3 separate regions of the Homo sapiens genome follow, and all the other regions are linked to region 3. A link is a loop called in an ENCODE intact Hi-C map of the cell type or tissue named here. Cell type or tissue: heart left ventricle. All regions are shown on one strand.

Region 1 (2,500 bases), 500 kb after region 3:
GTCAACTATTATTTGAAAATAGACCTCACCTGCCTGTGCTCACAGATCTAAGCTGCAGCCAGTCTGGGCCAACCAAGATTATGGGGTTCAACTGATTCGTCCAGATGTTTCTCTGACCAAAAGAATGTAGCACACCTTTTATTATTCTCTCCCATTAACCTGACATTTTTACCAAACAGCATCTTTTAACAACTCATTTTCACATTTTAATGTATGAAAGACGTACACAGTATGTATGTCTTTAACTAAAAAGGGGTGATACATATTTATCAAGATGCTAACGACAGTTGTGTTAGGGTGGTGGAGTGGATTCTGCAGTGTTGGAGAGACTGGAGCGGAGCAGAAAGAATGCAGACGTGGGTTCAGCTCCTAACCAGCTTGCATGGCTTTGGATAAGGTATCAATCCATTCACCCTCTGTTTGCTCCCCTGTGAAATGGAAATAATGCCTATGAACAAAGTTTACCTAATTAAATGAAATAATGTATTTAAGGTGCTTGGCAAAGTGTCTGGCACTTTGAAGGCGATCAGTGCTGTGTCGCATTTTTATAAGGTGATAACAGTATGTTTGGGGTGAAAGAAATACATATTTACTTCTTTGTTATAGGGTATCTATAACTGCCAATCAGAACTTTGGGTCAGCAACACTAGCACACTGAGTAGACAATTCCAGGCACAAGCAATGACTGTCACGTCTGTATGAACCTGTGCTGCTATGGTGCCTAAATGCATGCTGTGTCTTAGGTTTTAGGGAATACTGCAAATAGACTACAGAGTCTTAGAAGGGAAACTTCTGAATGAATCTGGACACCCTCATTTTGCAGAAGGAGGGTCTGGGGTCCAGAGAGAGAAAGGGACTTGCCCCAATCACACAGGAAGAAAGGTGTAAACCGGGGCCCCTACTTCTCTCTCACCCCTGACCCCAGCCAGGGGCAGATGTGGGCCTTCATTGTTGAGGCTGGGGCCACTGCTATTTAATGAAAACATACTGAAGCAGCCCCTTGGAATTGCTAGCTCAGCTTTTCCTTACGTTTGCTTATCCCTGTATTCCACCCTGGTCCCACGCATTCCTTTTTGGTGGGCTTAACCCAAGAAGCCCTGTGGTCCTGGTAACCATCTCCAGGATCTGCAAGCTCCAGAGGAGGAAGCAGACAGTATCTACCCAGGCCTTGGGTGTGCCCAGGTGGTTGCTGCTGGGGGTAGCGAGAGTGAGCAGCAGCGGCCCCTTTTGGTGTATACATTTACTACACCTGGTGATTCTGAGGTTGGAACTCCCTAAGTGGCCACTGGCCAAATTTGCTGAACACTTGACTCTCAAACAGCCCTCATTAACGATACACAGCCATCTCCTTTCTGATGGGTTTGGAGTAAATATGTAATCGGGGAGTTTTTAAGACATGTTCTGTAAAGTGCCGTCTGCGTCTGCTATTTGGTTGTTTTATGCGATCATCAAAACTATTCTAGGGACGAAGGGGAGGAATGATACAGGCAGGGTGGGGACGGGGTAGGCATTGATACAGGTTGTTTGCTGCCTGATCTGCAGGGTTCAATTACCAACATGGGTAAAAACCCTGAGGACCTGCAAAACACTCATGCGTATACAGAAGGTTACGTATCCTTTCAGCACTCCTGGGAGACTCAGAAATGACAAGGTCACCCGGACGTAAATGACAGCTCTGAAATTTTTTCTTTCTCAAAAAATATTTTAGAGTTCTTTTATTACCAATGTTTTATTATGAAAATATTGAAGCATATAGTAAAGTTAAAGGAATATTACAGTGAATCACAGTATCTAGATTCCACTACGAACAGTTTACTATCCATGCTTTATCACGTTATTTACCCATCTATCCATTCTTTTAGCCATCCATTAATCCATTTTATTTGGGGTATAAGTCAAAGTAAATTGAAGACTTTATATATTTTCCCCTAAGTAGCCCAGCATGGATTTTATTAAAAGAGTTCAAATTTTGTTTGCAGTTTCTTTGTGCTGATATAAAATTTACATATAATAAAATGTAAAAATCCTAAATGCATTCCATGAGTTTTAATGAGTGTTCACACCTGTGTGACTCAAAACTCCTACCAAGTTCTAGAACATTACTATCACTGCCAGGGAATACCCTCTTGCATCTTGACTATAAATTCTTACCTCCATTCCCCAGAGGCGACTGCTATTCTGATTTCTTCCCACTGTAGACTAGTTTTGTCCTGTAGAATTTCATATAAATGATTACATAGTAGATACACTTATTTAAGACTTATTGGATTCAAAATAATGATTTTGAGATTCATCCATGTTATTGCATATGTTGGTAGTTTATTCCTATTACTGAGTAATATAGTATTGAACAAATATACTACTTTATTCATTCTCTTGTCAATGGACATGGGTTATAACTATTACAAATAAAGCTTCTATGAACATTCCTGTACAAACCTTTTTGTAGACATATATTTTCTTTTTCTGTGGGTCAATACTTAGAAGTGAAATCACTGGG
Region 2 (2,500 bases), 210 kb after region 3:
CAGTTCTTTCTATCCTTATTCAAATGACATGGTTTTGGATCCTTCTCCATTTTAGTCACCCTCTTGCAGATAAAGATGATTTTGTCAATGTTCTTCAGAAATTTGATACTTCAATTGTAGCTCCTGTGATCTGGTACTTCACTTCTATTGATATAACCCAAGATTGTGTGTGTGTGTGTGTTTGTGTGTGTGTGTGTAGGAGAGAAAGAAAGACAGAGAAACATTTTTCCTCCAATAAAATGGGCTCATATTATACAAATTGTTTCCTAACTTGTTTTTTTCTCACTTAATCACACGTCACAAACATCTTTTCAAAGCAATAAATATATATCTCCTCTATCTTTGTTAATTGCTACATAATAGCCTATTGATGGGTGTGTCATGATTTAGTTAAACAGTAATTTAGTTTTTTCCGAAGTTCCCCCAACTACAAACCAGTCTAATAAGCTCAAGCCAGAATTTGTGACAAACTATTGTCATTATCTCTTGGAGGGGTTCCCTGGGATCTCTTTTGGCCAGTGTTCCCTGCGTGTCTCGCCTCTGTGCCGGGAGCTGTTGGAGAGGCTGGGAAGGATGAGCAGGCTGGGGAGGACAGATCATCACAGTACTGGGTGCTAGAGGGTGTTCCTAAATGTTCTGGGAGCAGGAAGGAAACTCTGGCTCATTCTGTCTCAGAAAGGTTGAAGATGGCTTCACATAGGCGGAGATACTTAATTCAGGCTTTGAAGAATAAGTAGGAATCCAGTTTTGAAGACTAAATTGAGCATTGGCTCAGCTGAAGCCACTCTGGACATCCCATCGAATCTAGGACCAAGCTCCTGAACAACTCAGATAACCTGGAATGGTTCAGGTCCTTGGGCCATGACTTCCAAAAAAAAGACTGGTCCCTGGGCCATTTTCACTTGTTCCCGGACACCACAGTCCTGACTTTTCAGTGTTCGAGGATCTTAGGGGCAAATTGAAGTCCAGGCAGTGTGGATGTAATCGCTGAACCTTCATCACAACAAACCAGAGGATATGGAGCCAGCTTTTATGAACCCCTCTTACTCCTAGCCAGTTAACTGTGTGTAATCTCCCCGCAGATCCACATGACTGGTTCTGGCTGGTTAGGATGACTGACAGGCCACTTATTACTCCTGTCTGCCCCTACCTGGCCCCTCGAGAGGCTTTTATTAGCCCTGCACCTGGGTGAGTTTGGGCTCGGAAAACACCTCTCCTTGAGGCAGTCTCAAGACGATGTTTTCTCACCTGAAATAACAGGCACCTTTATTGTTTTTGAAAGAAAGAAAAATCTCATAATTGAAGTAAAAGAGGAATATACTTCTGGTTTTCCTAACGTGTGTCTGTGGAGCAGGGAGGCAACTCTGCCACCGGAGGGACCGCAGTTCTGAATAAGAGTGCAGTCCTGCCATTATAACTCACTCCAGCAGGACTCACCCATCACAGTCCCCATTTGTTAAAATGCCTACCTAATGGTTATGGAAAATGCACTTGCAAACTGACACCTCATTGGGTTGAAAAGCTCTTAAAATTCTGGAATGTCATCACAAGCCTCACTTCTCCTAATGCAATAATGCCTTCCTAGAGAAAACATCCTCCACCAGCCCCCGTCACTGCCAAGGAGAAAGTCAGATGGAGAAGGTTTTCAGCAAATTGACAAACTGAGCTAAAGTTTATTTAATTTAATTTCAAAAAGGATAGATCTGGAAATAACATTGCTGGATTCATGTGCTGGAAAAATCGATGCTACGATTTTTTATCTTCTTCCTTTCTACTCTCTTGCCAGGGGCTGGTGTAATAAGTCATTAGGACTGGTAAAGCAAACAACCAGCACCCCCGCCTCTCCAGCTTCTCATCTCAACCCCAGGGGCTCTGGTGATGGACAGGCTTGAGGACTCCAACTCTTCTTTCAACCAGCAGCTCACATTTACACTGAGCAGGGTCCCCCCAACCCCAAGGAAATATTAATAGCACAGTGTTTACCGCTTCTCTGGGCCAGGTACTGTTCTAAGTGCTTTATTTGCATGATTTCAAATGAGCATCACTACTCTCAGAAGTAGGGATTTTTAAAAAATCCCTATTTCATAGATAGGGAAACTGAGACCTAGAGGAGTCAAATCATTCACATAGGTGACAGATCTAGCACATAAGGAGTCAGGATCTGAATCCAGGTGGTTTAATTTCAGAACTCAGCTGTGAGCAGATGAGGAAAGCAGGTGGAGGTCTGCTCCCAGCTCACTCTGCAGTCCTCCTGGGGTGAGGTGGAAGTGAAGGACTGTAGACCCAGCTGTCCTCAACTTTCTTCGGATGAATTTGTCCGGCAAATGCTGTTTTATGTGCTTTTGTTTGGGTAAAAAGCCCCGCCTTTGGAGGAAATCTTCCTTTGTCCCTAGGGAAGCCTGGGGAGGCTGGAAGTGCCTGTGTTCTCCCCGGAGCTCTTGGTCTCCAAGACAACCACCAGGCTGAGAGGAGAAGCTCCTGGGCCACAGGGAGGCGATGT
Region 3 (2,500 bases):
CCTATTTGTTACTAAGCTCATTACCCGGGTGATGAAATAATATGTACACTAAATCCCTATGACATGCAATTTACTCATGTAACAAATCTTCGCATGTACCCCTTGAACCTGAAATAAATGTTGGAAGGAAAATGAAAATATACACATAAAACAACAATCATAACAATAAAAACCCTAAATATACATTGACACCAGGGACTATGCTGGGCCTTGGTATATAGTGGTGGAAAAAGAAAAAGACATGTTCTCTGGCCTTGATGGAGTTTACAGCCTAGTGAGGAACAAATACAAGCAAATCAATATCTATTTATAGTTGTGATACAGGCCACAGAGGAAAAGTGTGAAAGTGCAGTGATGATTTATTGAACATTCATTGCAAGCCAGGTACTGTTCTAGGTGCTTAAATGTGTCATATCTCATTTATTCCTCAAAACAAACCTATTTTATTTCCGTTTTTACAGACGAGGAAACTGAAATACAAAACCGTGAGCATGGGGAGACTTTGTTGTGATCAGAGAAGGCATCCTGAGGAACACACACGTGAATAGGGGTTAGCTAGGCGAAGACAGGGGAGGAATGTTCTGGGCAGAGGTAATGAACAGCTCGTGTGAAAGTCCTGGGGCAGGAAAGAGCCATGGAGAAAGTCAGTCAGCCAGTGAGGGGCCTGGAAAGGAATGGATGATGACATCAGGATAGGGTGGGCAATGGAGGGCGTTGTAGGCTGGGCAGGGAAGAGGTAGGTGGTCATTATAGGAAGAATGGGGTGGCACTGAGGAGGTTCGGCAGGGATAGTGTGAAGCACAGCTCCAAGCAGAAGCCCTGAAATAGAAATATAGTTCTTGGCTGTCTGTCCACTTGTGGCTGACAAGCTCTCTCTGTGGTGTCTAAGCTTGCTGCAGGATGACACCTCCAACAATTCATGTTTTGCAGATTATAGTTTCCTCATTATTTGAAAATACTTAATGTTAAAAGGCTGGGTTGAATTTGAAAAACTTTTGCATTATTACAAGAAATTTCCACATGCCAAAGAGCTATTAGATCCTTTAAGTATAACTTCAACAATTTTGGAATTGTTAAAATATTAAAAATGTTTCATTGTTACCTGTGCATACAAGTTTTCCCATGGATGATGACCACTGGGAATTTGGAGAAATCATCATTAACAAGTCTTTATCAGAAATTGCGTGGTCATTTCAAGCATAAAATATAATGCAAAAAAGTTACATTTACCAAAGCAAGCCCAAGCTTCTTAATTAAAACATTAAAAATATTTTAAACGGAGAGCTTATAAATTTTTTGCTTCCCGCAGAGATCCCTCAAGGGGAAGCCAGGGCCTCCTGTCCAGTGGGGCCTCAACAGGAAAACACACCACTGTGGGAGCCGGTGTCCTTGCGGCTCTCAATAACCACGCCTCCTTCCACACGGCCCTCTCCAGGTTCCCAAAGCAGGCTGTCTGTTCTTGTTCCTAACGGTAGGGGTCATCATTTCCCTTTTGTAATTTTTTGGAGACCAAAGCCAGTGCCTTCACAGGCTTAACTATATTTTTCCTTTTTTTTTGTTTATGGCATTAATCCTGAGGTTAGGGTCGGCCTGTGGTGAGCAATAATACATTTACCCTTTGACTTCGTGCACTAAGATGTAATTGATCATTTGAGGTCTCATTTGCAGGAGCTGGGAGCCTTAGTTCAGTTTAAGATAAATGGAGACAGGAGGACCCTTGTTTTAGTGATGTGTTGAAGAGAGCAAAGCACAGATATGACTGACTTATTTTATGAATTCCACTATCCCTCTCATCTTTATTTAAAAGCAAAAAAAATTTTTCTTTCACTAAGTGATTTGTTATTTAACATTTTATAGCCAGAGTCAGATCCTGGTGAGGGTAATTTCCCTTAGAATGCACATTAGTGTCTAGTTGGTAAATAAACTTGAGGCATTTTTATATTAGGCATAAAATAAAGATGAAAACGTTGACTTCTAAACCAAACCATAGCATAGAATTCTACATGGCACATGCTGTGTTGCTCCTTTGATTATAATTTTGTTGCCGCTTCCATTACAAAACAATTATCCAATGCATTTTAACTCGAACATAAAGAGCCATTTCTGGTGAAATGACAGTAACCGAAACTATTTGTTGAAAGCCTACTCAACCAACAAACAACATCATCTCTTCTGTAATCTTAATCTTCACAATGTTCCTGAAAAGTAGGTATCACTAGATTTGATAGACAACGAGACTGTGCCAAAGAGAAAAAAGGAAAAGATAAAATGACAAAACTAATAAGGGGGTAGAACTAAAATTCAAACCCATGTCTCAGACACTCAAAAGGCCCCTGATCTTGCCATGATACCACTTTGGGTTCTGAATGCTTTTATGAATGCTTTGCCTTTCCCTCTTATTTTTTTTTCTTTCCCTCTTTTTCATTTTCCTTTTTGGTTTGTTTTTCTTGTTTGCCAGTTTGAGGCTCTAGACATAAGATCTTTTCAATTCACACAAATA

The links. Hi-C counts contacts between places; a loop is a spot of excess contacts. Peaks named below come from ENCODE experiments on the same cell type or tissue, not always from the same donor. Only the 100,000 strongest peaks of a DNase experiment are listed, where the experiment ranks them.
Region 1: it touches region 3 in a loop (4-fold over the local background); 9 of 110 quality-filtered maps call a loop at or near these places.
Region 2: a loop joins it to region 3, with 2.4 times the contacts of the local background. A loop is called at or near these places in 2 of 110 quality-filtered maps.

What each region holds. Positions count from the first base shown.
Region 1 is chr16:49,182,970-49,185,469 of GRCh38, forward strand. No RefSeq gene overlaps it. Among named protein-coding and RNA genes, the nearest start is that of CBLN1, 98 kb to the right of the region's middle. In heart left ventricle, a CTCF peak has its summit at 1,223; no DNase peak of the experiment used is centred here.
Region 2 is chr16:48,900,790-48,903,289 of GRCh38, forward strand. No RefSeq gene overlaps it. Among named protein-coding and RNA genes, the nearest start is that of N4BP1, 290 kb to the left of the region's middle. In heart left ventricle, a CTCF peak has its summit at 1,338; no DNase peak of the experiment used is centred here; H3K27me3 peaks cover 2,093 bases.
Region 3 is chr16:48,686,173-48,688,672 of GRCh38, forward strand. The region is part of intron 1 of LOC105371240 (a long non-coding RNA gene); the gene reads left to right. Among named protein-coding and RNA genes, the nearest start is that of N4BP1, 77 kb to the left of the region's middle. RefSeq lists a silencer at 1,349-1,468. In heart left ventricle, a CTCF peak has its summit at 1,469; a DNase peak (open chromatin) is centred at 1,409.